Linked DNA regions of Homo sapiens: all the other regions are linked to region 3. Evidence: chromatin loops called from intact Hi-C (ENCODE). Cell type or tissue: A673. All regions are shown on one strand. Links, peaks and the distances in the headings refer to the core of each region. The heading gives the core; the rest is flanking DNA.

What was found. Peaks named below come from ENCODE experiments on the same cell type or tissue, not always from the same donor. Only the 100,000 strongest peaks of a DNase experiment are listed, where the experiment ranks them.
Region 1: it touches region 3 in a loop (10-fold over the local background); 2 of 110 quality-filtered maps call a loop at or near these places.
Region 2: it touches region 3 in a loop (2.4-fold over the local background); 15 of 110 quality-filtered maps call a loop at or near these places.

The regions. Positions count from the first base shown.
Region 1 is chr16:65,542,401-65,553,095 of GRCh38, forward strand. The region is part of intron 2 of LINC00922 (long intergenic non-protein coding RNA 922); the gene reads right to left. Among named protein-coding and RNA genes, the nearest start is that of LINC00922, 29 kb to the right of the region's middle. In A673, for the core only: a CTCF peak has its summit at 6,250 (motif pointing right); DNase peaks (open chromatin) are centred at 1,591, 1,901, 2,131, 4,121 and 2 weaker places; H3K27ac peaks cover 6,681 bases.
Region 2 is chr16:66,339,330-66,350,024 of GRCh38, forward strand. No RefSeq gene overlaps it. Among named protein-coding and RNA genes, the nearest start is that of CDH5, 22 kb to the right of the region's middle. In A673, for the core only: CTCF peaks have their summits at 3,152 (motif pointing right), 5,420 (motif pointing left) and 5,625; DNase peaks (open chromatin) are centred at 3,192 and 5,392.
Region 3 is chr16:66,264,797-66,275,491 of GRCh38, forward strand. No RefSeq gene overlaps it. Among named protein-coding and RNA genes, the nearest start is that of CDH5, 97 kb to the right of the region's middle. In A673, for the core only: CTCF peaks have their summits at 5,839 (motif pointing left) and 6,040; DNase peaks (open chromatin) are centred at 1,975, 5,245 and 5,755; H3K27ac peaks cover 3,647 bases.

The DNA of each region.
Region 1 (10,695 bases), core at 1,491-9,490, 720 kb before region 3:
TTCACTGCCAGCTTGCCAGCTTTGGGAATAAGCCTTCATCCTTACCATCATCATGAGGAACACTTAAACATTTATGCTACATTTACATTTACAAAATGCTCTTGTATTTTCTTCTTCTTTTCATTCTCATGTCCACCTGAGGAGTCTGTTGTCAAGTATATGGTCATTCTCATTTTATAGATGAGTAAGCTGAGGGTCAGAGAGGGCTTGATTTTCTGGAGACACACAATAAAGACAAGCAACTCAATTCTAGAATCTGGATTCCTCTCCCCTCTTCTCCCAGAGCAGCTCATGCCACTGCCACTCCTTGACTACTTTGAGGACAGCAACCAAAATACAAGTAATCTCAGGTGGCAATCAGAAGTTATGCATTTGAAATTCATTTGACTCCACTGAGAATCCATATTAAAGGACCTGAGATTCCAACATGGACTTTAAAATTCTGCAAAAGTGTCATTTCCAATGTCATTTCAAAGTGCTGCAAAGTGGCCTGTGGCCTTCTCTGGAAAAAGTAAAGCAGATGTTTTGTTTTGCTTTCCCCAGTCATTCTTAGGTATCGATGTTTTCACATTATTTTTTTTTGAGACAGGGTCTTGCTCTGTTGCCCAGGCTGGAGTGCAGTAGCATGATCTTAGATCACTGCAACCTCCGTTTCCCAGGCTCAAGCGATCCTCCTGCCTCAGCCTCCTGAGTAACTGGGACCACAGGCAAATGCCACCATGCCCAGCTAATTTTCATATTTTCTGTAGAGACAGGTTTCACCATGTTGCCCAGGCTGGTCTCAAACTCCTGAGCTCAAGTGATCCACCTGCCTCAGCCTCCCAAAGTGCTGGGATTACAGGTGTGAGCTCCCAGCCATCTCATATTTAATGTCATTCTTAAATTATCTAGAAACTAAGAAACAAAGGATAAAAGCTTCTGCACAGTCAGAGAAGGCAATGTTCATTCTGTTCCCTCTTTATTTGCACATACTTATTCAGGTTTTTCACTCTTATTTTACACAGAACTCAAATGTCTGTAATTACCTGATATTCAAACCCACAGCATATTAGAAACAGTAACTGGAAAGAGAGAAGAGTGGGTACACGAACAATTAGGCATAAGGATTTAAAACACGAAACCATCTAGAAACATTTAGTTCAGGGGCAAAGTGTCTTTGTGCACCTCAGTTTCCCCTAACAGCTTTAGTTTATTTAAGCAGAGCAGCATAATCTGTGCTCATAAAGATATTTCCAAATTATTTTTTAAATCCAAATAATGTTGTGTATACTGCACTTGAAATAGTGGCAATAGTTTTTTCTGTTTGTGTGCTTGTTTGCTTGCTTTTAAAATATTTTTCATTCAAAACAGTCAAAATAAAATAAGTAATTGCTTCAGTGTTTAAAGCGCAGAAGCCTTGGATCTATGGAAAGTAAGAGTACCCAGTATAACTCATTAACTCAATAAACATTTACTGTGTAAAAATTGTACATCAGGAACCGTGGATGGAGAAATAAATAATATTGATCCCTGTCTTCAGGAAGCTCAACATTTAATTTGAGAATATGTCCCCAGGGATCTGCATTGCTGAGATTTTTATGGTATAAAAGGATGATGGTTAAATCCTTCCTGTTCTACGAGTCTTAGGACTCCCAGAGGTGAGCACCACTGAATCAAAGCCTTGAAGTTTGAGAAGAAGCAACAGGATTCATATATTAAGGAAAGAAGGAAGGAAGGAAGAAAACAGGGAAGGAAGAAGGGAGGAAGGAAGGAAGGAAGGAAGGAAGGAAGGAAGGAAGGAAGGGAGGGAGGGAGGGAGGAAGGAAGGAAGGGAGGGAGGGAGGGAGGAAGGAAGGAAGGAAGGTAGGTAGGTCTTGGAGTCAGAGAAGTTGGTACATCCCCCATCTCTGCTACTAACTTTCTGATTGACTTTATAAACCAGTCAATTTTTCTGGGTCTCATCAAATTTTTCAGAAGGAAGGAAAGAAGAAAGGAAGGAAGGAAAGAAGGAAGGAGGGAGGGAGGGAGGGAGGGAGGGAGGGAGGAAGGAAGGAAGGAAGGAAGGAAGGAAGGAAGGAAGGAAGGAAGGAAAGGGGAAAACTGAAAAAGGTTGGCCAGACCGAACTGGAAGCTGGAGGGTAAAGAAATCCCCTGGTGCAGATGGTAGAGGTCAGGCACAGAGCAGAGTGAAAACAGAGCACGTCTGGAGAGGCAAATAGAACATGTTCATTCCTGCCACACTGATCCATTCCAACATGGAGTCCACTTTGCTCAGGATCAAAGGACATTTTCCCATTAGCATCAGAAGTGGTCTCATGATCCTTCTCAGCAAGCCCTCCAGGCAGAGTAGAGTCATTGGTTAAAATTGGACCGTAAGTTGGGCCATATTTCCCATCCTTGCCCAACACAGTCTTGAACCTTCTTTCATATTCTTTTTTCGTTGGTTTGATTGTCTTGATTTTAGTAATGCCTTATCACTTTTTGAAAGGTGATTTTAACTTGTGTTTGCTGAAACCACCATATTGATAATGCTTTGTGGATATAAAATATCCAGAGAGACAGAAACATTGTCATGAAAAAAAAAGCACTGGACTTTGTTTTAGAAATCTCCGTATCTTACTAACGAGATTGGCTGATCTTGGACAAGTCATGTGCTTCATGGGAGCCTAAGATCTAACCTATGTGTAGTAGGAATGATGAAGTTACCTCCCAGAACACCAAGGATGTTAACTTTTACAAGGGAAAAATACAAAAAAAAAAAAAAAAAAAAAAAAGGTGCTGCATGATTCATAAGAAAGTAGTGATTTTTTAGTTTAGTTATTATTTTTTAATAAGGCATCATAAAGAGGTGAAGAGATCAAGCTGTAGGTTAGAAAACAAGGCTTTGAAACTTGGCTCTGGAACTTCCTAGCTGGGTGACAATGAGCAAATGTCATAATCTTTCCAAACCTCAGTTTCCTTATCTACAAATGGGAATGACTGCAGCACCCACCTCACAGGCTACTTGTTTCATGATATTCAATGAGGATAACCAAAAGCATTAATTATTACTGCCTTGTTATGGCTGCAGAGGATGCCTTCAGAGCAGGGAGCAAGTCCATACGTTATTCACTAATTTGATAGCATTTATTGTGCCTTGTCAGGGTCTAAGATTTATGATTTAGCTGGAGACAGACATCAACAGGCCTTTCTACTTCTCCTGAGACCACAGCCATAAACAAAATTAAACTCCTGAGTGCTGTTCCCTCCAAACATTTCTCCTCAATTTTGTTTGCCCAAGTTTCAGAGACCATTACTTCAGTCATGATTTTCAATGTGAGCTGATTGAAATCACTGGTCTTGGAGTCAGAGAGGTTGGTGCATCCATCCCCCATCTGTGCTGCTAACTTTCTTATTGACTCTATAAACCAGTAAATTTCTCTGGATCTCATCAAATTTTTCTGAGGAGAGAAACGAAGGAAGGAAGGCAGGGAGGGAGGGAGGGAAGCATTGATTTACACCAGACAACCCACTAAAAGTTTTCATTTTATAATAACTGTAACACCATCAACCATTCTTTGAAAGCACATCTGTTGGCTTCCAGAGTTTCTTCATCACTCTTAGACGTGGAAGGTGTTTAACAAGCTCAAAAAGACACACAAATATCAAGCACCTACTCTGTGACTGGCATCAGATCTATATTTAATACACTTTGGGTATTTTCTGAAACAAAGATGATTTTCCATAACCAATTCCCAAACCAAGAACATGCATGCATCTGTGTCCGGCAGAGTGGAAGTAATGAACATGAATGCCACCTTTGTTAAATTCTGAAATGGACCTAAAGGTGCCCGAATTCTATATAAAGTCATATTGCTAAGCTTTGATTCATACCTAATTTCCTCAAATGGGAAGGGTGGAGGATTAGTTGAATGAAGGGCTGCTGTAGAAAGAGCAACACATGTCTTCTTGGCGAATGTCTGCTTTTCTTCCAGTTATTAGAGTTAATGCCAGCACAGGAAGGGAGCAGCAGGGGCCAGAGTTGTTTTTCCCCTTAGAGCAACAGGGAGAATGTACTGCAGATAAGAGTCACCCGAGTGTTTGGCTTTTGGAAATGGAATTAGAATTGCTGTATACATGTCAACTGGATCTGGGAAGCCTGACAATTCTTCTCCCTGCCCCCATCTCTTAATTCTGATTACTGCCAGACTGAGACCTATCTATCAGTTCTGAACGTTAAGTGCAAGAAAGGTTTCATTGTGAGGGGAGGGTTGGGGGGAACTGGCCTTATTTTACCAGGAGAAGGCTATTATCTTGCAACAGCTGTTTATAGTTAACTGCAGCCCATACTTAAAGCCTGAATGTTAGAGCCTTATTTAGTGCCTGTGGATTTGTGGTGAACAGAGTCAGGCTTAACTCTTTCTTCCCCACGTTGCTAATGATAGAAATGAGGTGGAGGGGATCTGCAAACAAAGAGGGTGACACGGAAGAGGGCTGGAGCATGGAAGCAGGGCAAGCAGTTATTTCAAATGAGGGTGACTACTGAGGTTTTACTGCATGTTAGGGATGCATGGAGCATGTTGCATGCATTATTTCCATTAATTTTGACCATCAGCACTCTGATATTGATATGATTCCACCTATTTCACAGGGGAGAAAAAGGAGGCTTAAGCAAGAACGCCAGGATTCAAGTCCAGAAGAATTCAACTGCAGAACCAAAGCTCATAAACCCTAGATATGTATCTTGTTAATTCAGAAGCTTTAACTGAGGATATTCAAGATGGCCTGCACTGTGCTGGCCTAGCTATCATGGATAGAGGGTTTCCACCCCACAGGACCCTTAGGCTGGCCAGAAAGGTAAGCGAATACAGTTGATACACTGAGGATGGAGAAAGGCAGTGAAAACCACATAAACTTCTCACTCTAGGGGAAACAGAGTAGATCAGAACTCAGAGGAATTTAGGGAGGGTGGCAGAATTTATACAAACGAAGCTCATTTCAAGAAGAGAACACAGCTGCTGAAATACATACATACATACACACACATACATACACATGTATATACGTACATGCATTGCAGAGAGAAACACTCAGAATTGTTTCAGAGAGGGCTGGGAGGGGTAAGCAGGGCCCGAGCCCCAGGAGCACTCTGGCTGCCCCTGCACAAACTTAGACTTGATTTCTACAGGTGACAAGCAACAAGGTGGTCAGAGCTACATTTTAGAAAGGTCACTCTGGCTGCAGGGGCAACAAGGTTGTGGAGGTGGCAAAAGATGTCAAGAAAAGTCAGTACATTCTATGACAACCCAGGGAAAGGAAAAAAAGGCCAGAACTATAGAAGTGGGCAGTTGGGAATGGAATCAAGAGATGTGTTGCAGGTAGAACAAGTAGAAATGTGTTCATTTCTTTGCCTCTCTAAAGACTAAAGAGAGGTTAAATTTTCCAGCAGGAAGTTGGAAGGAGCATTGCTCAAACCACTAACCCAACCCCAAATGATATACATTCCTGAGGGTTACAATGCTAACCAGTGGTGTTGGGGGTGGCAGTGAGACTGCACCAGCACACACACACACACACACACACACACTTTCATTTACTCAAAACGTCTGGAATTTTTGCTCTCCTCTTTGTTTGACTCCAACATCTTTTCTGATGACAAAGAAAACCAAAGATTTTGAAATCCATTGTTGAGCACAAAGAGAGGCGGAGTAAGAGGGTTGTGGGGGAAAAGTTGGCCGACTCTGAACTTTATACCCTGCCTTGGTACCCAACAATTCGCAGTGGGAGAGAGAGTAGCTTGCCAAAGAGCTCTGTGTGACTGGGCTAAGCTAGAAGAATATGTAAAGTTCAAGATGAAAAGACAGCCCTCACAGCTGAAAACAGAGCTGGGAGCTAACAGAGCTTGGGAAAGGAGACTTCACAAAGAAAAGTGCTTATCTGCAAACTCGTTTCTCTGCAGCAAACGCTCCCAGGACCTCTGGCAAAAGGAATTCCTGGACACAGGCCTTTCCACTGAGCTTTTAGTGATCTGTGGTTAATTACTTCTCGCCAGGCTCTCTTCTACAGCCAATCCATGGGGCAACCTGCAGAGGCCTGGGGTAGAGGTTTTGCCATTTTAATTCCAACATTCAACAAAGTTAAAGTTTTACAACTGCAGAACTGGGAAGAACCTTACTTCTCCTTCTACTCAGAATTCCTAATTTTTGCTGGAGTGGTGGGTCAGACAATACAGGGAGAAAGGCCAGGCTGCCTGTGAGACAGCAGCATCTGCTGCCTGCAGGGGGCTGGGGATACCAGCAAGGGGTGTCTCTCCTGCTGTAAGGAAGTCCAGGAGAATCTGACGGTCACTCAGCAAAAAGGGCTGTTCTGGTCTGCCCCAGGGCATTCTTGCAATTGAGCCACAGATTTGCTACCATTGGCCAAATGGACTAAGGCTTCTTCCAGCACTGCATCCTGGACTCGCATGATTTTACATCAAAACAAAACAAGTTTCCTGAAAAGAAGGTGTTTTAGACAGGGTTCTCCAGAGAAACAGAAAAGCATGTCTATTCTATCTATCTAGCTATCTACCTATGTATCAATACTATCAAGAGATTTTTTAAAAATTGGCTCCTGAGGCTACAGGGGACAGCAGGTCTGAAATTTATAAGCCAGGCCAGCCCATTCAGGTCAGAGTGGATGTTGCAGTCTTGAGTCCAAATTCCACAGCGCAGCAAGATGGAAACTTAGGCAGGGTTTTTAATTTTGCAGTCTTGAGAATTCATTCATCAGGGAACTTCTGTCTTTGCTTTTAAGGTCTTTAACTGATTGGATGAGGCCCACCCACATCTCTTAAAGTCTACTGATTTAAATGTCGATCACACTGTTAAAATACCTTCACAGAAAAATTTAGACTAGCATTTGACCAAACGAGCAGGCACCATAGCCTAACCAAGTTGACACATAAAACTTACCATCATAGAAGGTATTACAACAGTGTGTAAAGCAAGACAAAAGTCTATATATTGTGGAATATATAACTGGCAAAGGATTGAGATTAATACAGGACCATGCATTTTATTGTACTCAAAACCATTTCAGATAACTGAATTTCCTACACACTAGAGAGAATAATGACCCCCCACCTAACTCAAAGATTCCCAGTCCCCTGCCCCACTTGCAGTCCCCACCAACACACCCACTAGAGGCCTATTCCTCCAGGAGTCCGGGGTCCCTATCAACCTCCCTTGGACCTCAGACAGTGGGCAGCACTGACCAGTGACATACACCAAGTGGGGATGTCCTCCAGCCTGGGAGACCCTGTGTGCTAGGGATAAAGTCGCTGCCTTCAAATTTTTGTCTTTTCTTCCCTAACTAGGGTTTAACTCAGGCCATTCTACATCTACCTGCACCCCCACCCCTATTTTCAGCCTTCCCAGATCAAGCTGACATGTATACAGCAATTCTATTTTCATTTCCAAAAGCCAAACACCCGGGTGAGTCTTATCTCTGGTACATTCTCCCTGTTGCTCTAAGGGGAAAAACAACTCTGGCCCCTGCTGCTCCCTTCCTGTGCTGGCACTAACTCTAATAACTGGAAAAAAAGCAGACATTTGCCAAGAAGACATATGTGTTGCTCTTTCTACAGCAGCCCTTCATTCAACTAATCCTCCACCCTTCCCATTTGAGGAAATTAGGTATGAATCAAAGCTTAGCAATATGACTTTATATAGAATTTGGGTGCATTTAGGTCCATTTCAGAATTTAGCAAAGGTGGCATTCATGTTCATTACTTCCACTCTGCCGGACACAGATGCATGCATGTTCTTGGTTTGGGAATTGGTTATGGAAAATCATCTTTCTTTCAGAAAATACCCAAAGTGAATTAAATATAGATCTGATGCCAGGCACAGAGTAGGTGCTTAATATTTGTGTGTCTTTTTGAGCTCGTTAAACCCCTTACAAGTCTAAGAGAGATGAAGAAACTCTGGAAGCCAACAGATGTGCTTTCAAAGAATGGTTGATGGTGTTATAGTTATTAAAATGAAAACTTTTAGTGGGTTGTCTAGTGTAAATGAACCTTCCTTCTTCCTTCCTTTCTTTCTCCCTCCCTCTGTCCTTTCCTCCCTCCTTTCCTCCCTTCCTTCCTTTCTTCCTTCTTGTATTTTATTGATTACAATAACTCAAAACTTTTAGTGGGTTGTCTGGTGTAAATGAATCTTCCTTCCTTTCTTTCTTCCTTCCTTCTTCCCTCCCTCCCTCTCTCCCTTTCTTCCTTCCTTCCTTCCCTCTTTCTTTCCTTTCTATTAGCTATTTTTTTCTGATGTGGTCATGTATTTGACCACGAGGAGAATTCCAATGCATTTCAAAAAGCATAAGTTACACAAAACTTCTTGTTTTGCCACTATAAAACAAAATTAGAAATTAAGAAGCAGCAGCCAGGTGTGGTGGCTCACACCTGTAATCCCAGCACTTTGGGAGGCTGAGGGGGGTGGATAGCTTAAAGCCAAGAGTTCAAGACTACCTGGGCAACATGGCAAATCCTCATCTCCACCAAAATTACAAAAATTATTTAGTCTCATGACCGTGTTTCAAAAAAAAAATTAAAAAGCAAAACAAAACATATGAGATAACAAATACATATATAGCGATTTTTCCTGATGCACTCCCTCCCTCCACTGCCCTCCTTCCCCCAATTGTGGGTTTTTATGTTCCTTCTTATTTTAAACCAAGAGATAACAAAAGGGAAAAACATTTTAGGGAGACATAAATTCAAAAAAAAAAGTCGCTGGAGCCAAGATGGCCGAATAGGAACAGCTCCAGTCTACAGCTCCCAGAGTGAGCGATGCAGAAGACGGGTGATTTCTGCATTTCCATCTGAGGTACCGGGTTCTTCTCACCAGGGAGTGCCAGACAGTAGGCGCAGGACAGTGGGTGCAGCACACCCTACGCAAGCGGAAGAAGGACGAGGCATTGCCTCAGGAAGCGCAAGGAGTCAGGGAGTTCCCTTTCCTAGTCAAAGAAAGGGGTGACAGACGGCACCTGGAAAATCGGGTCACTCCCACCCCAATACTGCGCTTTTCTGACGAGCTTAAAAAACGGCACACCAGGAGATTATATCCCGCACCTGGCTCAGAGGGTCCTATGCCCACGCAGTCTCGCTGACTGCTAGCACAGCAGTCTGAGATCAAACTGCAAGGCGGCAGCAAGGCTGGGGAAGGGGCGCCCGCCATTGCCCAGGCTTGCTTAGGTAAACAAAGCAGCCGGGAAGCTCGAACTGGGTGGAGCCCACCACAGCTCAAGGAGGCCTGCCTGCCTCTGTAGGCTCCACCTCTGGGGGCAGGGCACAGACAAACAAAAAGACAGCAGTAACCTCTGCAGACTTAAATGTCCCTGTTTGACAGCTTTGAAGAGAGCAGTGGTTCTCCCAGCACGCAGCTGGAGATCTGAGAAGGGGCAGACTGCTTCCTCAAGTGGGTCCCTGACCCCTGACCCCCGAGCAGCCTAACTGGGAGGCACCCCCAAGTAGGGGCAGACTGACACCTCACACGGCTGGGTACTCCTCTGAGACAAACCTTCCAGAGGAACGATCACACAGCAGCATTCACAGTTCACGAAAATCCGCTGTTCTGCAGCCACTGCTGCTGGTACCCAGGCAAACAGGGTCTGGAGTGGACCTCTAGCAAACTCCAACAGACCTGCAGCTGAGGGTCCTGTCTGTTAGAAGGAAAACTAACAAACAGAAAGGACATCCACACCTAAAACCCATCTGTACATCACCATCATCAAAGACCAAAAGTAGATAAAACCACAAAGATGGGGAAAAAACAGAGCAGAAAAACTGGAAACTCTAAAAAGCAGAGCGCCTCTCCTCCTCCAAAGGAACGCAGCTCCTCACCAGCAACGGAACAAAGCTGGATGGAGAATGACTTTGACAAGTTGAGAGAAGAAGGCTTCAGATGATCAAACTACTCCGAGCTACAGGAGGAAATTCAAACCAAAAGCAAAGAAGTTTAAAACTTTGAAAAAAATGTAGACAAATGTATAACTAGAATAACCAATATAGAGAAGTGCTTAAAGGAGCTGATGGAGCTAAAAGCCAAGGCTTGAGAACTACGTGAAGAATGCAGAAGCCTCAGGAGCCGAAGCAATCAACTGGAAGAAAGGGTATCAGTGATGGAAGATGAAATGAATGAAATGAAGTGAGAAGGGAAGTTTAGAGAAAAAAGAATAAAAAGAAAGGAACAAAGCCTCCAAGAAATATGGGACTATGTGAAAAGCCCAAATCTACGTCTGATTGGTGTACCTGAAAGTGATGGGGAGAATGGAACCAAGTTGGAAAACACTCTTCAGGATATTATCCAGGAGAACTTCCCTAATCTAGCAAGGCAGGCCAACGTTCAGATTGAGGAAATACAGAGAACGCCACAAAGATACTCCTCGAGAAGAGCAACTCCAAGACACATAATTGTCAGATTCACCAAAGTGGAAATGAAGGAAAAAATGTTAAGGGCAGCCAGAGAGAAAGGTCGGGTTACCCACAAAGGGACGCCCATCAGACTAACAGTGGATCTCTCGGCAGAAACTCTACAAGCCAGAAGACAGTGGGGACCAATATTCAACATTCTTAAAGAAAAGAATTTTCAACCCAGAATTTCATATCCAGCCAAACTAAGCTTCATAAGTGAAGGAGAAATAAAATACTTTACAGACAAGCAAATGCTGAGAGATTTTGCCACCACCAGGCCTGCCCTAAAA
Region 2 (10,695 bases), core at 1,492-9,491, 75 kb after region 3:
ATAGATGCCTCGTGGCTTGGCACTGTCCATACAGTAGCGCATGAGTTCTCATCAGCCGTGCTCTCTCCATGCTGTGTTCACCCTGTGAATCAGAACACAGTTCTGATACTTACTAAATGGGAATGGGGTCTCAGGGAGACCAGAGCTTTCCAGATAAACTCGAAATCCAGATTGGTATGCAACATCTGATTTTAAAATGCTGACGATTAACTCAAATATTCTTAACATCGTGTAAGCCACACAAAACCAATCTGTAGGCCTGGTTCTGTTCTTGGGGGCACCAATTCATGAATTCTGGTGTAGATCACCCCAGACCAGGCAGTGTGAGGAGTCCTATATAGACCAGTGTAGGCCGTGGGTTGACCAAAATGGACAAACCCAAACTAGACAGGTTGAACTATCCTGGATTTGACAGCATGAGTAGTCCTAGCTTGCAGACTTTAGCTCATACTCAATTAGCCAACCTGGAGCATTCTAAATCGAACGGTGTATGTTGTCTCCCCCTAGAGACATTTGTCAATATATGGAGTGTTTTTTTGTTTGTTTGTTTTTTGTTTTTGAGAGGGAGTCTCGCTTTGTTGCCCAGGCTGGTGTGCAGTGGTGCCATCTCGGCTCACTGCAACCTCCTCCTCCCCGGTTTAAGTGATTCTCCTGCCTTAGCCTCACCAGTAGCTGGAATTACAAGTACCCACCACTACGCCTGGCTAATTTTTGTATTTTTAGTAGAGACAGGGTTTCACCATGTTGGCCAGGCTAGTCTCAAACTCCTGACTTCAGGTGACCCGCCCACCTTGGCCTCTCAAAGTGCTGGGATTACAGGCATGAGCCACCGCACCCAGCCTATGGAGTCTTTTTTATTGTCACAGCTGGGTGGATGCACTGTCCTCTAGTGGGTGAAGGCCGAGGATGTTACTATCTACATATCCTACGATACACAGGACAGCCACCCCCACCTCCAATAAAGAATTATCCATCCAAAAACTCAATAGCATCACTGTTGAAAACCCTGACGTAGAACATGCTGGATAAAAATGGTAGCTACCAGTCACATATGACAATTAAGCACTTGCTAAGTGGCTAGTGAAACTAAAGAACTAAATGTTTTGTTTTTATTTTAATTCAATTCATACTTTATGAAATCTAAATGCTAATCAGGTATTTCCAGCAAAATGTTAACATCTGAATTGAGATGTCCTGTAAGTATAAAATATACACCAAATTTCAATGTCACAGTGTAAAAAAAACTCACTGATAATTTTTTATTAATTACATGTTGATTTGATTATATATATACACTATATATATACACACACACATATGTGTATATATACATGTATATATTTTTAGACAGTCTCTCTCTGTCACTCAGGCTGGAGTATAGTAGTGTGATCTCAGCTCACTACAACCTCCGCCTCCCAACTTTAAGTGATTCTCCTGCCTCAGCCTCCCAAGTAGCTGGGACTGCAGGCGTGTGCCACCATGCCTGGCTAGTTTTTGTATTTTTAGTAGAGACAGGGTTTCACCATGTTGGCCAGGCTGGTCTGGAACTCCTAGACTCAAGCAATCCTCCCACCTCAGCCTCCCAAAGTGCTGGGATTACAGGCGTGAGCTACTGCACCCAGCCTAATTTGATAACATTTTTGATAGATTGAGTTAAATAAATATTATCAATGTTGATTTCACCTGTTTCTTTTTACCTACTAGAAAATGTTAAACAGGTGGCATGCACTGTATTTCTATAGAAAAGAGCTGGTGTAGAAATCTCGGATTCTCCAGCATAGATAGTCCTGGGTCAAACAGAGTAGAACATTCTGGATAGGGAAGTTGGAGGTAGAGGGGGAGATGAGATGAAGAGGGGAGAGGAAGGTAGATCACAGGCTCTGGGAGGAGTTTGTAGCTCCCATGACCTAAGTCACTGGGGAGGCACTGGAGGATTTTAAGCAACAGAATGATGTAATTAGATTTGTGTTCTACAAAGATCCCTCTGGCAAAAGTGCGAAATGGATTGGAAAAAGACAACTCTGACTTTTCCATAGAAGATGTCCTAGCAGAGATTGTGACTGTATTAGGCTCCTCATTGCATCTGCCATGCCACCTGGCAGACGCATGAGTGACACTCAGTAAATACTTGAATGAATCAATCAATCCCAATCAGTCAATGGCAGGTGCTAAAGAAACCCCTGGCGCTCTGTTCCCTGGTCCAAGGTCATACCTGAGTGTGGTCCAGGAGACAGCAGAGCCTGTTTCTCATCTTTTCTGAGTACAGATTAATCCCCAGCTCTCACCCTCCTACATTAAAAAAAAAAAAAAAAGGAGCATGAAGAAAAATATCATTTCTTGGAAAGCAACACTTCTCAGTGGCTGTTTTTCTTCTTCAAATTATTAGGCGAGAATATGTTTTTCAGAGGGAGGAATTGAAGGCATAAAGCCCAGAATCCATGTTCCCCAAAAAATTGTGTTTACTTTCTATGCAAAGAGAAGCGAGGCGAATGGAAACTCCATCAGCTGGGGAGTGGGTGCTGTGGAGCCTTACGGAGAGTGTATTAGTCCGTTTTCACACTGCTATAAAGATACTACCCCAGACTGGGTAATTTATAAACAAAAGAGGTTTAATTGACTCACAGTTCCACATGGCTGGGGAGGCCTCAGAAACTTACAGTCATGGCAGAAGGGGAAGCAGGCACCTTTTTCACAAGGCAGCAGGAGAGCGAGTGACAGTGAAGAGGGAAGAGCCCCTTATAAAACCATCAGAGCTCCTGAGAACTCACTATCACAAGAACAGCTGGGGGAAACTGCCCCCATGATCCAATCACCTCCCGACGCTTGTGGATTACAATTCAAGATGAGACTTGGGTGGGGACACAGAGCCAAACCATATCAGAGAGCAAGGGACTGGCTCACTGATTCCACCTAGGAGTGGGACAAGGATGGAGCAAAGCAAGTCCCCGACCCCAGCACCAAGCCCACAGCTGATGACTTTCAGGCTGTGTGACCCCGGGCAAGTCTACACAACCTCTCTGGACTCACCCTGGTCCCCCAGGGTAGTTTCTTTAGCACAGGGGGTGGCACCTAAGAGTCCCCAGCAGAAGACCCCACAGACACCTGGATGGGTGGGACAGGAGTGGGAACACAAGGACAGCAAGGGGAACAACTCAGCTGTGCAGCTGCCAGCAGGGGGCAGCAGGGAGGGTGGTCCCTGACCCTCTGGGCTGCAGTTTCCCTGCAAGGAAGGAAGAAATGGGATTGTCCCTAAGCTCCCGTTGATGCTGCGTGTGTGAACTCTCCTCTGTGGGGCATGTGTCAGGCAAGGCGGACACCAGGAAGCCTCAGCAAGCACCAAAATCTAAAGCCGAGGAGAGGGTGGTGAGCTGGAGCTGCCTTTCCTGGGGGAGCACGGGCTCCTTCGAGGGCTGGAGGGGCCCCCACTTCCCAGAACAGTTGGTCAAGGTCTTCTCCCCATCCTCCTTAACAAATTCCTTTCTGGTGGAAGGAGTGCCCCCCCCCCGCCACCTCCCCGTTCCTCTTCCTGCAGACTGGCATTGCCCACTCCTGTCCCCACCCCAAAGGTTAACATCGCAAAGAGAGGGACATTTTTTACTATAATTCAAGGGGAAGGGGGGCACAATGAGGCCTGTGTCCCACGCTGTCAGGAAGTTCACCTCTGTGGTGTGAGGGTTACGTGGATGGATGTTCAGATATCGTGCCTGGAAACTCCTTCTCCCTCTCCTCCTCTGCCTTCAAAGCTTCCCCACCACCTTCCAGAAGGAGAACAATGGAAAACCCCCAGCAGGGGCTCAATGCAGGAGAGTGGGAACCCAGGAACGGTGGGTGAGGCAGTAAAAAGACTGAGCCATAGGAGGAGGACCAGAAACATCTGCCACCCTCAGAAGTGGACAAAGACCCCACGTCCCGGAACAGAGCCTAGGAGATGCCGAAGGGACCAGAGCGGTCTCCCCCAGTGGTGTGTGTGAATAATCGATGGTTCCCCTAAAACTGGAGCGGAAAAAAACTATGTTCGCCACCTGCGATTTGTGTGCTGGGCCCTCCCCTCCCCCAGTAAGGGGCTAGAGCCTCAGAACACACAAAGCAAAATACACACTGAGCGCTTCCAACACTGCCTCCTGGCTTCTGCCAGGAGTGTCTTCTCTGCCAGAGACCATGAATTCCCCTGACCCTGAGTCTTTTCTCACCCCATTTCCCAGCCCAAGTTCCCCTCGCTTCCTCTCTGACCTTCCCAGACTGTGGGACCACCTTCTCCAGGCCACTTCACTGGCCCCATAAGCCTCCTTTATCTGAATACGTATTGCTTTATAAATATTGATCGATGGCCCACTGTGCAAGGCACTTTCACAATCAAAATCCCATTTCATCTTCATAGCAAGCTTTGGAAGCCGACTGTGGAATTGTGCCCACTTTTCAGATGAGGACTTTGAGGCCCTCAGGTTCAGGTCCCTGGGCAGAGCTGTCCAGCAGTTATTTGTGACTGGAAGAAACTCAAGTCATGTACCCCTGCTCCCCTCCTCCTCTTCCACTTCCTCACGGTCATCATCCCCTCCATCCCCACAGTCTGAGGGAGAGAGCATCCACGCCAGCTGGCTTGATAAGGTGGAAAGAGCACAGACTTTGGAGTTAGATGTGGGTTTGAGTCCTGACTCTGCTACTCACCAGCTTTTTGATCCAGGTAAATCTTCTCATCCCCTCATCTGGCAGGGACTAAGTAGCCTTAACTACAAATTGGAGGTTTTGTCATCCAGACCCCATCAAATAGCCAAAAGGAGATGATGAGGCAGTATGGATGCAGCTCCTCGTACCGGGTCAGTAGAGATGGCATCATTGTCCTCATCACAGCGATGGCGAGTCACAGGTGAGGAAGGTGAGGCCAACAGATGCCAAGCAACTTGCCCGAGATCCCATAGCAGGCAAGCAGCCAAGATGAGCTTCAGATTCAGGTCTCTTGACTCTAGCTTGAAGGCTATCTTTTGTCCTCCCTCTATTTCTACTGAACTTGGTTTCAGCAGGAAGCAGATTGAGCAGCCCAGAGCCAGAGGGCAAGTGACAAGCTGACTTGGCTTTCCTTGAAGAGCATCCATAACCCCACCTTCCTCCAGCTCTGGCAGAGGACAGAGCTCAGCAAAGCCAGTTTCCCAGCCATTCCCCCCAGCCTTGCTAGGCATCAGCCAAGCAAAACATCACCAGGGGATTTAAGAAACACTGTGCATTGGGCATTAAGAGATTGGCCATTGCTGCCTTCTAGTGTCCCTGTAAAAAAGGTCAGTCACTCCAAGGCTTGAAGTTCATGGACCAAAAGAAAAGAATACATTTGGGGGAAAAGAGTTGCCCACACTTTATTTCACACTAAATTAGATTGTGCCACTTTCATTGCTTGACATTCTCCAGTGCTGCCATCTAGTGGTGGATCCGATATAGTAGCCATTAGTCATTATGTAGCCGTTTGAATTTAAATTTAAAGTAATTAAAATTAAATAAACCTGAAATTTCAGTTCTTCAGTCACACTAGCACACTCCAAGTGTTCAGTAGCCACATGCAGGTAGTGGCTACCATATTGACCATTACAGATACAGAACACGTACATCATCACAGAAGCATCTATGGCAGAGGTCCTCAACCCTTGGGCTATGGACGAGGTATGGGTCTGTAGCCTGTTAGGAACCCGGCTGCACAGCAGGAGGTGAGCAGCGGGCAAGTGAGTATTACCACCCGAGCTCCGCCTCCCGTCAGATCAGTGGCAGCATTAGATTCTCGTAGGAGCGCGAACCCTATCGTGAACTGCACATTCGACAGCTCTAGGTTGTGCGCTCCTTATGAGAAACTAATGCCTGATGATCTGAGGTGGAACAGTTTCATCCCGAAAACACCCCTCCACTGTTCATGGGAAAATTGCCTTCCATGAAACCAGTCCCTGGTGCCAAAAAAGTTGGGGACAGTTCCACTGCAGCAGCTTCCCATTATCGGATTTACGATGAAGCATCATACTCCTAGCCATTACCCAGATGATCCAGCCCAAGGCTCAGAGCATGATTTTCCTAAAATCCACAAAGCTAACACATGCTGAAACAGATGTGAACCCATGTCTGGCCCATAAGCATTCGCCATCACTTTCGAGTTCTTCATCACTCCACAGCATGAGGAAAGATCCCTTGTCCTACTCCTCCCAAGCATAGCTCGACCCCTCTTCAGGCCTCTGCCCCGATGGCTTGTCACATGGTAAGTGCTGAGATGCCATTCTGCCCACAACCATACCAAGGTCAAAGGCAGAATAAGGCTCCAAGGTGTGGCCTGCACTCTTCTTTTCCATCCACAGGAGGAGCATTTCCATGGGCCACTAGCTCTTGTCAGCCAAGAGCCCAGAATGGACAGAGAAGGGAGCAGGAGGGATCCTTTTAAAACAACAACAACAAAAAAAAAAAAACATAGCCTGGAAGAAATTTCTTGATGCAACAAACATGTAAACACATGTTTACGCTCAGGGGCACACATCTGGCTGGCACACACTCACACATATAAAAGATAAACACACTCAAGGACACACAGGAGCCAGGTGCGATGGCTCACACCTGTAATCCCAGCACTTGGCAGAAACCAAGGCAGGAGGATCACTTGAGGCCAGGAGTTTGAGACCAGACTGGCCAACATGGTGACACTCTGTCTCTAAAAAGAAAAGAAGAATTTTTTTTAAAAGCAAGGACACACAGGTTCGTTAATACAGACGAACAATGCCCACAACCAAAGCCTTTCACAAAGACAGCCAGGAGTGTCCCCCAACTTAATTAATGAAAAGAGGTTTCTCTGAAGTCGTGGCCTTCCAGTTTTAGCTCTAATAAATCTCCAAGCTCCAAAGACAAGCACCCATGAAGGCTGTTCAGAGGCACACAAGCAGCCTCACAGACTGACTGAAAGCCGGTGAACACATGTGCCAGCAGAATGATGAGGCAACAAGAGACAGGTGCTAAAAGGTGGCCCACAGGGGACAGTCTGGGTGGAGGACAGCAATGATGGCATCCCAGGAAACAAACACATCCCTCTGTCCAGAGCCCTGGACAGACAAAGCAGATACCAGAGCCACCTCCTGGCCGCCCCAGGTGAAACACAAGTCCTCCACAGCACACCCAGTCTCAGTTCAAACCTCCTAGACAACAGCAGTCAAAAAGGTGCTCCACTCCCCCAGCCCCTCCAGAGAGCCCTGATGGGGCTGTGCTGTGGGGCCTGAGTAGAAACCCACAGTGAGGAGAGATAGGTGGGGCAGGGTCCTCCCTCTGATCCTTCCTGACCACTCCTCATGTGGGGGAAGAAAGCCGAAAATACCTAGGTTCTCTGAAAGAATATCCAGTCCCGTGGTTAGACTCTGAGAATACCTGGGACATTCTCAGCACCCAGAAAACACACAGGAGGTAAGGATATTCTATGCAGTCCCCACATCTCAGACTGTCAGAGCTGAAGGGAGGGCATCGCGAAGCTCAGCTGCTCCATTTTGCAGATGTGAAGGCTGAGCCCAGAATGGGCAGTGATCTTCCTCGCAGAGTTGCACAGCCAGTCAGTGTGAAAGCCAGAACTAGAATCCAGTCTCTTGACACCCATCCCAGTGCTCCCTCCCAGCTCTGCTCCTGACCCGGGACAGTCACACCCACCTCCGAGCCTTGGTTGACCCATTTGTAAAATCAGTCTCTTGGCCTTGACAGCCTCTCAGGTTCCTTTCTGCCTCCTCATCATGCCATTCTCTGATACATGAAGTGGGAGAGGGACACAGATTTCCAGAATTTACTCAGTTTGTTCTTTCTGGGGGGCGGATGCAAATGGAGACTGCAGGCAAGGCCCATTGAGATCTCTACACTCATTCATCCAACAAGTACTAATCCACCATCTGCTGGGTACTGGGCTCACAAGGAGGTGGGTACTCCTTGGTCCTGAAGGCAGTGGAGAAAGGCTTCCACTCGTGGAAGGGTGTTGAAAGTGATGTGCCCAGGCTGGGTGCAGTGGCTCACACTTGTAATCCCAGCACTTTGGGAGACCAAGGCAGGTGGGTCACCTGAGGTCAGGAGTTCGAGACCAGCCTGGCCAACATGGTGAAACCCCATCTCTACTAAGAATACAAATATTAGCCAGGCATGATGGCACAGACCTGTAGTCCCCACTACTTGGGAAGCTGAGGCAGGAGAATCGCTTGGACCTGGGAGGCGGAGGTTGCAGTGAGCGGAAATTGCACCACTGCACTCCAGCCTGGGCGACAGAGGTAGACTCCATCAAAAGAAAGAAACAGAGAGAGAGAGAGGGAGGGAGGGAGGGAGGGAGGGAGGAAGGAAGGAAGGAAGGAAGGAAGGAAGGAAGGAAGGAAGGAAGGAAGGAAGGAAGGAAAAAGAAGAAGTGATGTCCCCAGATTTGCATAGGGGACAGATCACCATAACAACCAGGCTGGAATCTGGACTGGAGGTAGGGAGTTGGAGGGCAGCTAAGCTTGGCCCCTGCAGTGGCTCATTCCATAGAGAGAGGCTGTAGCTAGGAGAGTGGAGGCAGTGAATGAAGAGGGAGGCATGGGCTCAAGAGATATTAGAAGCAAAACGTCTCAGGAACTGTTGCTGAATGGATAAGAAGGACAAGTGAGAAAGCGGGGAGCATGAGCTTATGCATGGGCAAGACCTCAGAAGGATGCCCAATACATGGGGCCTCAAGGAGATGTTACTCTCCCACCCACACTCTTGTCACTCTAACCCTTCCATTGAGCTGCCCAGGAGACCCATTGTCCCCTACCTGCTTTCCCCCATTTCCCCCCACCTGCTTTCGGCTGGGGTGTCCCACCCCAGAGGGCTGTGCTGCTTCCAGGAGCCATGTCCAATGAAGGAGCAAGGACTCCTGGGTAGCCCAGATCACGTCTCCCCCAGTGGGGCCAGACCAAGTGTCTTGCCAACTGGCACAGACAACACTCATTGACTCATTCATTCATTTATTCATTCATTCATTCATTTACTCATTTATTCAACCCACCGTGGGCCTGAGGCAGGGCTGGGCACTGGACACCAAAGACAGTAAAGCAGATGCAGGGTTCCTGACCTTGTGGGGCTCACAACCCAGATGGGAGACAGGCAGGAAACACAGAGGCAGACACAAACAGAACTACAAATGGTGGTAAGCGCTCCGAAGGCCAAACCAGAGGCTGAGAAGGGGGCTGAGCGGGGCAGGGTAAGGTCTGGTTGGGAAGGCAGAAGAGGAAAGCACATTGGAGCAGAAACCCGAAGAGTGAGAAGGAGCTGGCTGCGCAAGAAGTGGGGAAGCTGAACAGACATTTCTCAAAAGAAGACGTACAAATGCCAACAGGTTCGTGAAAAATACTCAGCGTCACTAATCATTAGGGAAATGCAAATTAAAACCGCAATGAGATGCCACCCCTCACCTGTTAGAATGGCCATTAACACGAAAATAAAAGACAAGCGTTGGCGAGGATGTGCAGAAAGGGGAAGCCTTGTGCACTGTTGATGGGAATGTAAATTGGCACAGCCATCATAGAAAACAGTATGGGAGTCCCTCGAAAAACTAAAACGAGAACTACCATATGATCCAACAATCTCGCTTCTCCATATATACCCAGAGGAACTGAAATAAAATCGTTAAAGGGATACCTGCAGTCCTGTGTTCGTTACAGCATTATTACAACAGCCAATATACAGAATCAACCTAAGTGCCCATCCCATGGATGAATGAATAAAGAAAATGTGACATACATACACAAATGGAACACTATTCAGCCTTTAAAAAGCAGAAAATCCTGTCATTTCCGGCAATGTAGATGAACCTGGAGGACATTATGCTAAGTGAAATAAGCCAAGCTCTGAAAGACAAATTCCACATGATCTCATCTACATGTGGAATCTAAAAAAAAGTTGAATTCACAGAAGTAGAGAATAGAATAGTGGTTACCAGGGGCTAGTGGGGAGAGTTGGAGGAGGGAATGTGGAGCTGTTGATTAAAAGTTACAAAGTGTCAGCCAGGTTTGGTGGCTCACACCTGTAATCCCAGAACTTTGGGAGGCCGAGGTAGGTGCATCACCTGAGATCAGGAGTTCAAGACCAGCCTGGCCAACATGGTGAAACCCCGTCTCTACTAAAAATCCAAAAATCATTTGGGTGTGGTGGTGCACGCCTGTAATCCCAGCTACTCAGGAGGTTGAGGCAGGAGAATTGCTTGAACCCACGAGGCGGAGGTTGCAGTGAGCCAAGATCACACCATTGCACTCCAGCCTGGGCAACAAGAGGGAAACTCCATCTCAAAAAAAAATCAAAAATACAAAGTGTCACAGAGAGAGGAGGAATAAGTTTTGAGATCTACTGCACAACAGGGTGGCTCTTGTCAATCATATATGTCATATACGGTCATGTGAATAACAACATTTTGGTCAGCAGTGGACCACGTATATGATGGGGGTCCCAAAAGATTGTAATGGAGCTGCTGTATATAGGTGTACTATTTTTTATCTTTTATACCATATTTTTACTGTACCTTTCCTATGTTTAGATATGTTTAGATTTACAAATACTTACCATTCACTACAGAAGCATGTTGTACAGGTTTGTAGTCTAGGAGCAATAGGCTCTACCATATAGCCTAAGTGTGTAGTAGGCTGTATCATCTAGGTTTGTGTGAGTTCACTCCATGATGTTCACACAACAATGAAATTACCTAACAAT
Region 3 (10,695 bases), core at 1,094-9,093:
CTTGGTTAAATCCGCCCTCTCTGCAGGAGCTACGCATCCTAATTCTGCCTTGGCAGAGACATGAGCGGTTGGCGGTCCAGGCCATGGTAGGGGATGGCAGAACACGGGATAAGACTGCCCGTGGGCCTCACTGCTTCCTGACTGGGCGCTAAAGTATCCACACTGCAAGGCTCTGGAATGCTGATGGGCTCCGGAAAGCACGAGGGGCCAGGCCAGCTGCAGAGGCCATGGGACTCCAGGGGAGAAGGGAGGGCTTATGGAGGAAGCACAAAGAGAGGGAATTTCTACCCAGGGTCATCTGTGCCCCTGTCACTACCAGGCCCCACTGGTTGTTGGAAGAGGGAGCACAGGCCTTTTCATCTTGTCCATCCAAGGACTCCATGAGCCTTCCCCTCAAGCCTGTGGGGTCTACCCCAGGTCATCTGCGCCCCAATCACTACCAGGCCCCACTGTTCGAACGGGGAGCACAGGCCTTTTCATCTTGTCCATCAAAGGTCTCCATGAGCCTTCACCTCAAGCCTGTGGGGCAGGGGGCATAGCACTCAGTGAGAAGGGTAGAAGCCTGGGTTCAACCACAGCCTCCCTGTCTTAGACAAGCCACTTAAACTGCCTGAGCCTCAGTTGCTTCGTCTGCAGAGTCAAGCTAATATAGCTGTACCCACCTGAAAGGGTTGTGAGGTCAGCTGGGATGAAATGGGAGAAGTGCACATAGTAAGTGCTCATTCAATGACAAATGTTAATATCATTACTACTATTATTACTTCCAAATGGGGAGCTGAGGGGCCAGGTGAGTTATCCCCAACAACACATAGCAGGAAAGGAAGTTGCGAGGCCCTGTCCTGGAGTGCTGAGCCAGGCCTGCTCTCTGCCAGCCGCACAGGGTACGTCCCACTGTAATGCCTCCGAGTTCCTCCATCACAAATCAGACATGTTTCTGATGTGGAAGTAAGTTGTAGAGGTTGTAACACAAACTACTGGACACAGCTGAGCCCAGAGCCCACTGCACTGGGTCACTTCGGGGTGAATCTTGGCTGAGTATCTTGAGGCAGGTCACCAGTCCTATCTGGGCTAATTTTCTCCAGCTATAAGATGAGGTGGGGCCGGGTGCAGTGTCTCACACCTATAATCCCAGCACTTAGGGCGGCCGAGGCCGGTGGATCACTTGAGGTCACAATTTGAGACTAGCCTGGACAACATGGTCAAACCCCGTCTCTACTAAAAATACAAAAAATAGCCGGGTGTGGTTGCAGGTGTCTGTAATCCCAGCTACTCGGGAGGCTAGGCAGGAAAATCACTTGAACCCAGGAGGCGGAGTTTGCAGTGAGCCAAGATCCCACCACTGCACGCCAGCCTGAATGACAGAGGGAGACACCATCTCAAAAAAAAAAAAAAAAAAAAAGAAGGGGTGGAATTGGATGGTTCTGCCATCCTCTGTGACCAGAGAACAATCCATTTCACCCCACAGACCCCCTGTCCTCTCCCCTGCTGGACCCCCCACCAGCCTTCAATGAATTTGAACACTGACACTATCAGATAAAGCCTGTTGCTGCTTGAGGTCAGAGCAAGGGATGTCAAAAATTGCCGGAAATTTTTCAGTCGTGAAAAAAAAAAAAAGCACAGGAGAGGCTGGAATACGAGCAGTTTTCAGTATGTATTTTTAGGACCCTGTACAGGCCTGAAGTTCCTTTGATGAGTTTAGAAACAAAAACATGTGTGTGTGGTATGTTTGCTTGATTTAGACATGGGTGTGACTGGAGTTAAAACAGCTTCCCCGTTTGGATTTTGTGATTTGTTGGGAAAAGCCAGAATGTTCTTCAGAACAAAAAGACATTCCTGGCCCCCATCACCACCGCCCCATCCATCTTCCTTTCTTTTGTTTCTCCTTGGTCTTCCTTCCCTGTTCTGAGTAGGCGGCTCAGTCTCTGAGCAATCAGACCCCACCCCCACCCCGTGAGGTCCCTCCAAGTGTAGCATCCAGCCCCGACCGCAGCCTACGCCTCGCCCCAGCAGCTGCAGACAATTGCATCCAGATGTGCATGCAGTGGGCCGGCCAGGAACTGCCCTGGCGGCCACCACTGGAGAGCCCAGCAGTGACAGCTCAGCCTCGGGGCCAGCAGGCTCCCAGGACCCCCACTCACCTCCCAGCAGACGTTCCTCGCAAACCCCATCAGGAAACGCTCCAGAAAGATCGGGCTATTCGTTCGGGGCTCTGCGGGGCTGACCCTGAGCACTCACACCCCATCCCACATGCTGTCCAGGCATGCTCACTGGCTCTGATCCCCACAGGAAGAACTCGCCCAGCTTAGGGACCGGGTTTTCCTGGACTGTGGGGGAGCGTATGTGTCCACGTTGCAGCCAGGCATGGACCGTGGGTCTGAACAGGCAGAGACCTCTGAGACCACAGGGCTGTGGTTTCTTCCCTGCATCTGGATCCTCGTAAGGTGGCCAGGCAGAAACCACAAGCCACATACCTTCCTACACACCTTCTCTCCTAGGACCCCTGCAAGGGTCCTGTTGAGCAGATGTTACCAGCCCACTTCTGGATAAGCCCAACGAGCTCAGAAATCTTCAAGAAGCAACTGGACCAGTGGGAAATGCAGGTCTGGGTGATTCCAGCCTGAGGCCTGAGACTGAGCCCAGTTTCCTCAGGCTCCAGACAACTGGGTGGCCAGGACCCGGCCGGTCAGCCCCATCTGGGGTGGTCAGGGTGGGGCACAGATGCTGAAAGTCGCTCCCACTGTGCACAGGTGGGGCCCTGGCTGAGGCAGGTCAGGACCTCGTGACCTGTTACCCCCCCCCCACACACACACAACCACACACACAACCATTCATACCCATGGAGAAACTGGGCACAATCGTAGACACACAAGTCTCACACAAGCTGACATATATGCGGGTTGACCCACAAACACACACACACACACACACACTGCCTGCTGGGCTGGTCTGGCAGGGCCTGGGGTAGGTCAGTCCTTTGAGGGGAAGGGCAGCTGCTCTTGTATTTCTGCCTGGGTCCCCCCGAAGGCAACAAGATATCAGCCCTTGAGTCTGGACTCTGGCCAAGGGGAGAGGGGACAGAAGGAATGAGAGTTAGAAGAGAGCAACGCAGCAGAAGAGGAGAGGGAGAAGAGAACAAAAGGAAAAGGAGGGAAGGAGGAGGGGGAAGAGATGAGGAAGAGCAGAGAAGGAAGGGTGCATGAGGAAGAGGGAAGCGGGGAAAGGAGGACAGGGAATGGGACAGGGGAAGGAGAGAGTGCAGGAGTAGGCCCTCTCGTAAGCCCCAGCGAGGGCAAAAAACATAATCTCCAGGTCTGGAATCAGACACATAATACATTGGACTTCTATGAGCACGTGTGACCTTATGCAAGTTACTCAACATCTCTCAGCCTCAGTTTCTTTTTCTCTAAAATGGAGATAATACAGTAGCCCCTTTCATAGAGAGGCATAGAACATATTGAACAGTCCCAGGTACATGGGAGAGCTTGATAAGGTTGCAAGAAAGATGGAACAGGTACTGGAGGCCCGAGCAAAGTCATATGCTTCCCGTATCCGGCCCGTGGTGAGTGCTTGGAGGATTTAACTGCTGTTATTTCTAATACTGCCGTCATCTTCCTCACATGCCAGGCACTGCTCCAAGTGTCTTTGTATCTATTACCTCATCTGACCTGCCAACAACCTTACAAGTGATTAGACTCATGATCCCTATTTTATAGATGGGTTAGGCAGAGGCCCAGAGAGGTTGAAAAACGACTTGTTCAAAGACACACAGCTGGCAAGTGGTGAAGCCAGCATACAGGATGGTCTCCAAAGCTTACATTTGCAACTGTCACTACAGGGCACAGTATTTCCTGTTTAAATCATGATTTTTAAAAATTAAAGTAAATGGCAGAGCATGGTGGCTCATGCCTGTAATCCCAGCACCTTGGGAGGCTGAGGCAGGCAGATCACCTAAGGTGAGGAGTTCGAGGCCAACCTGACCAATATGGTGAAACCCCGTCTCTACTAAAAATACAAAAATTAGCCGGGCATGGTGGTGGGTGTCTGTAATCCCAGCTACTTGGGAGGCTGAGGCAGGAGAATCACTTCAGCTGGGGAGGCGGAGGTTGCAGTGAGCCGAGATCACACCACTGCACTCCAGCCTGGGCAACAAGAGCGAGACTCCGTCTCAAAACAAAAAGAAAAAATAAAGTAAACAAGGTGGGATCCTAATAACCAACATTTATTGAGCATGTGCCATGTGCCAGGCCCTGTGCAGAATGTTTATGTCCTTGAATGCTCACAATGACCTCAAGAAATACATAGTATTAATATTTTTAATGAGGAAACAGAAGCACAGAAGGGTTAGGTAATTTGCTCAGGGTCACCAGCCAGGAAGAGAAGGACCCAAGTTCAAGCTCAGGTAGTGCTCCCAGAGACATCCTCTTCACCACTCAGCTAGAGATAGATCAACCTCATATTGTGATATTGAACAGTCTCTAAGATACATTTTTAAAATATATTTTAAGTCAAAAGCAAGGTATAGAGCAGCCTGTCTACGGTGCTATATTTTCTAAAGGAGACATATGGCCTGACACGTTTTTCTCTGCACAGAGTATCTGGAAAGCTATGTAGGAAGCTTGTACCAATTGCTGCCTGCAGGAAGAGGAACTGGGAGGCTGGGGTCAAGGAGGCAGAGAGATGCAGCACTTTTAGACCCTTTCCATATTTTATCCCTGCCTTTAAAAGGATGAATGTGTAGCGTCCCTTTCAGAAAGAAATGATTTTCACTCCTTGGTCAGTTTCATGGAGACATGGTGTTAGCTGGTATTTCCAGAGGGTACTCCCTGCTCAGGACTCGGGTTACGGGGAGGCCCGAATTTCTGTGTGATCTGTCACCCTCCAGTTGGAAATGACCCTCTCATTGTTGACAGCACACTAGAACAAGTTTGTCCAACTTGCGGCCTGCGGCCCAAGGTGAGTTCAGGGTTCCAACAATCAAGTCAAAGATGCCTGGAGGGAGGGAGGGAGGGAGGGAGGGGGCTGGGGGCAGCAGGATAGACCCTGCACTGCACAGGAAAGCAGGTCCCCTCTGCGGAGGGGAGACCCGGAATCAAACCAAGAGTCCTCTGCTGAACCAGCAGTTAGAGAGAGGGAGGGAGGGGAGACAGGGAGGGAGGGAGAGAAGAGGAAGGGAGGGAGACAGGGAAGCAGGGGGAGGGAGAGCCCCAGGAAGAACGGAAAGCAGGAAGGAGGGAGGGAGGGAAGAAGAGAGACGAGGAGGGAGGGGAGGGAGAGAGAGAGGGAGGGGGGAGGTAAGGCCCCAGGAAGGAGGGAGGGAGGGAGAAAGGAAGAAAAGAAGGAAGGGAGGACGGGAGGGAGGGAGGGAGAAGCAGAGGAGAGGGAAACGAAGAGAGAAAGGAGAGGGTGGAAGAAAGGAAAAATGGAGGGAGAGGAAGGGGAGAAAATGAAGGAGGGAGGGAGGAAAGCAGCCTTCTCTGGTGCTGAGATCAGAGGGATCTCAGCCGGGATCTGGCTGAGTGCGGCACCGAGTTCAGGGCCCAGTGACTGAGAAGAGAAACCTGAAGGCCTCGAGCTGAGGAGCTGCCACGCGGGCGGCAGGCGGTGCCACTTTGCAGAAGCGCAAACTGAGGCCAGAGGGGCAGCGGATCTCAGCTGGGTCCCCACGCTCGGCAGGAGACCGGGTGCTCCCCGCGGGGCCTGTGAGCGGGCCGCCAGGGCTGGGCTGGGGGTGGCAGCGCCGAACCGGGAGCGCAGCGCAGGGTCCGGGTTCGCTGGGAGGCCGGCGGCGGCCGCGTGGCCACAGCGCCCCCTGGCGGCTACGGGAGTCCTGCACGCAGCGGCCGCGTCTCCACGCCTTCCTGGAGCAGAAGGTTGCCTGCCCGCTGCGTGGCCCCCGGGTTCCCAGACAGCCCGCCCCGTCCCTAGCGCTCCGAAATGGCTGCCACCTGGCGTCTGGCCTGGGCAAACGAGGTATCCCATCTGTATGTATTTAAAAGCGGACAGCAGGGTGCCCGCTGCTGTCACCCCACCGCCTAAAGAGGATAGACACTTATCTTCCCCTAAATGTGTAATTAGCAATTCCAGTGTGACCCCTCTCCTCATCGGACTTTAGTTCAAACTCAGGCAGCGGAAGCCATGTCCTTTTTCTGTGTGAAATTTAGGATTCCAAAAGGACAGCCCCTGCCGTCTGCACTGCCCACCCTAGTAACAGCTCACACCTTCCCATCCTGGCTTCCCTGGATCTAAGCACTTCTCAGGCGTTAGTCCTCACCTCAGACCGATTATTATCCCCTCCTGGGCGAGGTAACTGAGACACAGAGAGAGATTAAGGAACTCACCCAAAACCACACAGGTAGAGGGGAAGCTAGGATTTTAACCCAGGCAGCCTTGATTGCAAAAGAGAAAAGGGGAGAAAAGGAATGAGAGGGGGCAGAAAGAGAAAATTTACTTCTAAGACAAGGCAGTGCTGGAGCGCGTCTGCCTCCATTTTGTGTGAGGGGTCTAGGAAGCCTTATTAGAAGTCTCCCAGCTCCTTTCCAGAGCCTGGCATCAGGATGAGGCAGTGAGGCGGGGAGCCCCAGACTGGGCTCACACACAGGGAGCTGCCCAGGCCAAGGTTTGGGCAGCTGAATGGAGGGAGAGGAGTTCTGCCCGCCCCACCCCATCCCATGCACCCAGGCCTCTCTATCTCTGCTGGCCTGGGGATGGGTCCACCAGGGTAGAGGTAAGCAGGTTTTGGAGAAGAATGCATCATGGAGCTTATGCCTGTCTAGGTGACTTCTCCAAGCCTCAGAAGATGCCCGTGGCACAGTGACTCACTGTGGCTTCAGATTCAGCTCTGGCCCTCCCTTCTCTCGAGCCCCACCCTTGGAAGAAATGCAAGGACAGAAACTTCACTGAACTCCTGATTTTTGTGCCTGGCCCCAAAGACAAGGGGGCTAGGGTCTGTGCATTCCAGAGACTTCCTCTTAGCTGAGATCTGAAATCCCCAAGTTTTCCAGTCAAGCTGTTGTAAACCCGTCCAGATCTCTGCGCACCTCCTCCCGGTGGCCTGCAGACTGCAGAGCTGAGCCCAGAGGCCCAGTTCAGTGGGCAGGCTACAGGGGAGGGAGGGGAACCAGAGCCAGAAGGAGAGGGGCGTCTCTGAGACTGGGCTCCCACATTCACCTGGAATCATCTTTGAAGTGGAAAGATTAACACGGGATTCAGTTTCCCCTTTGTGAATGAGTGGTGTTGGAAACTACACAGAGATTCCTCTGTGCCGGTCAGGCCCTGCAACCCCAGGACCAAGAGAGGGATGAATCTTGATAAAACCTTGGGATGGAGAAAGGCAAGAAGGGTGCCATTCACACACACCCCATCAGTCTCATTGTTCCCTGCCATTACCACTACCCTGGAGAAGGACACCAAACAGCTGCTTATTAAAACACATTACCTGAGGCCAGGCTTGGTGACTCACATGTCCAATCCATGACAGGCAGGTTGCTTGAGGCCAGGAGTTCGAGACCAGCCTGGCCAACACGGCAAAACCTCATCTCTACTAAAAATACAAAAATTAGCCGGACGTGGTGGTGCATGCCTGTAGTCCCAGCTTTCTGGGAGGCTTAGGCATGAGAATTGCTTCAACCCGGGAGGCGGAGGTTGCAGTGAGCCAACATGGTGCTACTGCATTCCAGCCTGGGTGATAAAGCAAGACTCTGTCTCAAAAATAAAAATAAAAATAAACACATTACCTGAGCCGCTGAATGTGTCAACACTCAGATGGACTCGCTCTTTCTTTGTAAATGGCTGGACCTTGGTGCAAGGCATGCTGGGAACTTGGATCTGTGGGGACGGGGGTCTGGGGAGCCCCTGACACCTTCCTGGAACAGGCCATGCTCCTCCCACCAGCCTCAGGCCCTTTGCATGTGTGGCTCGCTCTGCCTCGACTGCTCTCCCCCTACCCCTTTCACCCATGACACAATGAGTCTTTCTTCAGCAGCAAGAAAAATGGTTTCTTCTCCAGGAAGCTTTTCCCGAGCCTAGTGTAAAGCTCTAAGGCAGCAGGGGTCAGGTGGCTTATGTGGGGTTCCCAGAAGGCACAGCCTGAGATAAGACTGGAGTGCAGGTTGTTTATTTGGGAGAGGTTCCCAGACAGCAAGAGTGAAGGATTGAGGGAAAATGGCATAGGGAGGAGTAAGATCATTAAAAGTTGTGTTGCGGTCATCAATGCTTTGGGCAACAGAGGCTCAGTGCAGCTGGGACCTCCTGACAAGCAGCATGAAGTCCCCAGAATCAGTCCCCTAAAGGCCAAGAGCCTGGAGCATTCATCCACCAGCTCCCAGCCCTCATTGGCTGAGAGCTTCCCCGGACAAGATTCATGCCCTGTATTGACTGCATTTTCTTATTTTCTGTATTCCTGATGCTCCGGCATTTGGGGCCTTGATCCTGGAGAGACTGCCCCTCCCAGAGCTAGCTAATTCCTAGAGACAGCAAAGGACTCCCCTGTGACTGCACCTTTGATGTACAAAGCAATCGTTCCAGAGCCCACACCCCCAACCGTCCAACTGCCAAGTCAATATTCTCTCTGCCCTAAATCACTACAGGGCCAAGAACCAGACAACTAGGAATGACCTTGAAAGCCCAGAGCCCTCCACAGTGATTCACACTATCCATCCTAAGCTAACTCAGTCTACCTACCCTGCCTTGCCCACACCTTCCCAAGAAATCCTCAACAAAGGCTCTGAGCCTTGCTCTCCCCTCTCCCTCTTCTGCCTTCTGACCCTGGCGCTTCCCATGTGTTCCAGGTAGCAGTGTGCAGTGCCTCCCATTTCTAGAGTACTTAGTATAAACTTCTTCCTTTATGACAATCATCTCCCTGCCTGCGTGTCTGACCATACTGATTAAAACAAATCCTGGGTACATTTTAACTCGTGCCTTCACACCGCCAGGCTTGCATGGGCTAAGAGTGTTCCCACAACGCTGGAGAAGACCCTGAGGCAGAAAACCAACAGGCATCTGTCCCATACATGAAGTGGATGCTGTAAGAGCAAGGCAAGCTTTCTGAGCTGTCAGGGAAACGGCCACCGGCCACTGTCGCTGGCACTGAAATCACAGCTGGCCAAGGAATGTGATGAGCAGGGTGCCAGAGGTGTCTGCTGCATCCCATGTGCTTGTTTGCTTGTTTTTCTCACCATTGATCCCCCAGTGCCTAGCACAGTACTGGCATGGTGTGGGGACTTAGTCATTACCTGCTGAACTCATGAATTGAATTAGTGAGTGACTGAGTGAGTGAACCTTGTAAGCCCCAAAGGAGAATGACTAACAGTCCAATAGAAGACATTCAAAGGTTCCCAGCCAGTGAGGTCCAGTGGTCAAGTTTATCCCAGCAATAACCCAGCTAATAGCACCCTCCAGTGGCCAAGGTCCCAGGGCTGGTCAAAGCTAGGTCAGGTGGCGGAGCTGTCAGCCCAGCAAGGAAACTGAGGCAGAAAACTAAAGGAGTTCATGGGATGTTAAGCCTTCACTCCTGCAATGGCTTGCATTTAAACAAGACTCCTTACAGGCCCCAGGGCAAGATCAGGTATGGGCGGGCGTAGTGAACACGAAGAAGCCCAGAGATTTACAATGGGCAGGACCAGGGTAACAAATCCAAACAGAAAAATAGAATCCATAAACCTCTTCTCCTAGGCTTCAGAAGGTTCCAGATTCATCTCCCTGAATGGCCACCACAGAGAAGTGGCACAAGAGTGTCACACCTAGGGTGCAAAGGACTGCCTGCTATCCATCATAATCATAAATGTGTATACTGTCATAAACTTCCAGAAGATGGCAGTAAAGAGACTCATGCTAAGAAAATCAGTACATTACAATAATTTTCCATATATGGAAGTGTCTTGAGAAAGGGAGAGGTTTTGCCTAATCTGTTTAAATGTGCTGTGTGACCTGGTGAGCAGATTTTTTTCCCTTCCTCAGTGAGTTTTGCCCAGGCTCAGAAACCCCGCAGGCCCCTAGAGCATAAACCAAGGGAAAGCAAAAGTCAACAGACATACAGGCAAGGAAGCGGGGGCAGGTGGCGGGGCAAGGCTGGTTTCCTCTGCGTCTCCTTGGTTGCATCTCTAGCCTCATTCGTGCAATAAACACTTGCTGAACTCTGTTGGGCACATTGGGGGTGGGTGAGGGACACATATGACCAAGATTGGGTCCTTTTGCTCAGTGTCATGGAAAAAAGACTGATATGGTTTGGATCTGTGTCCCTGGCCAAAGTTCATGTCAAATTGTAATCCCCTGTGTTGGAGGCGGGGTCTGGTGGGAGGTGACTGCATCATGGTAGTGGGTTTCTCATGAATGGTGCAGCACCACCCTCTTGGTGCGGTTCTCATGATAGTAAGTGAGTTCTCATGAGATCTGGTTATTTAAGTGTGTGGCACCTCCCCTTTCACTGTCTCTCTCTCTTGCTCCTGCCCCTGCTATGTAGGACACCTGCTCCCCCTTTGCCTTCTGCCATGATTGGAAGCTTCCTGAGGCCTCCTCAAAAGCAGAAGCCACTATGCTTCCTGTAGAGTCTGCAGAACCATAAGCCAATTAAAACTCTTTTCTTTATAAACTACCCAGTCTCAGGTATTTTACCAACTTTGCTGTTAGGCAGACCTGGGTTCAAATCCAGCTTCTACAGCTCAGAACATAGAAAGTCACATACCCTCCCCAGCCCTCAGG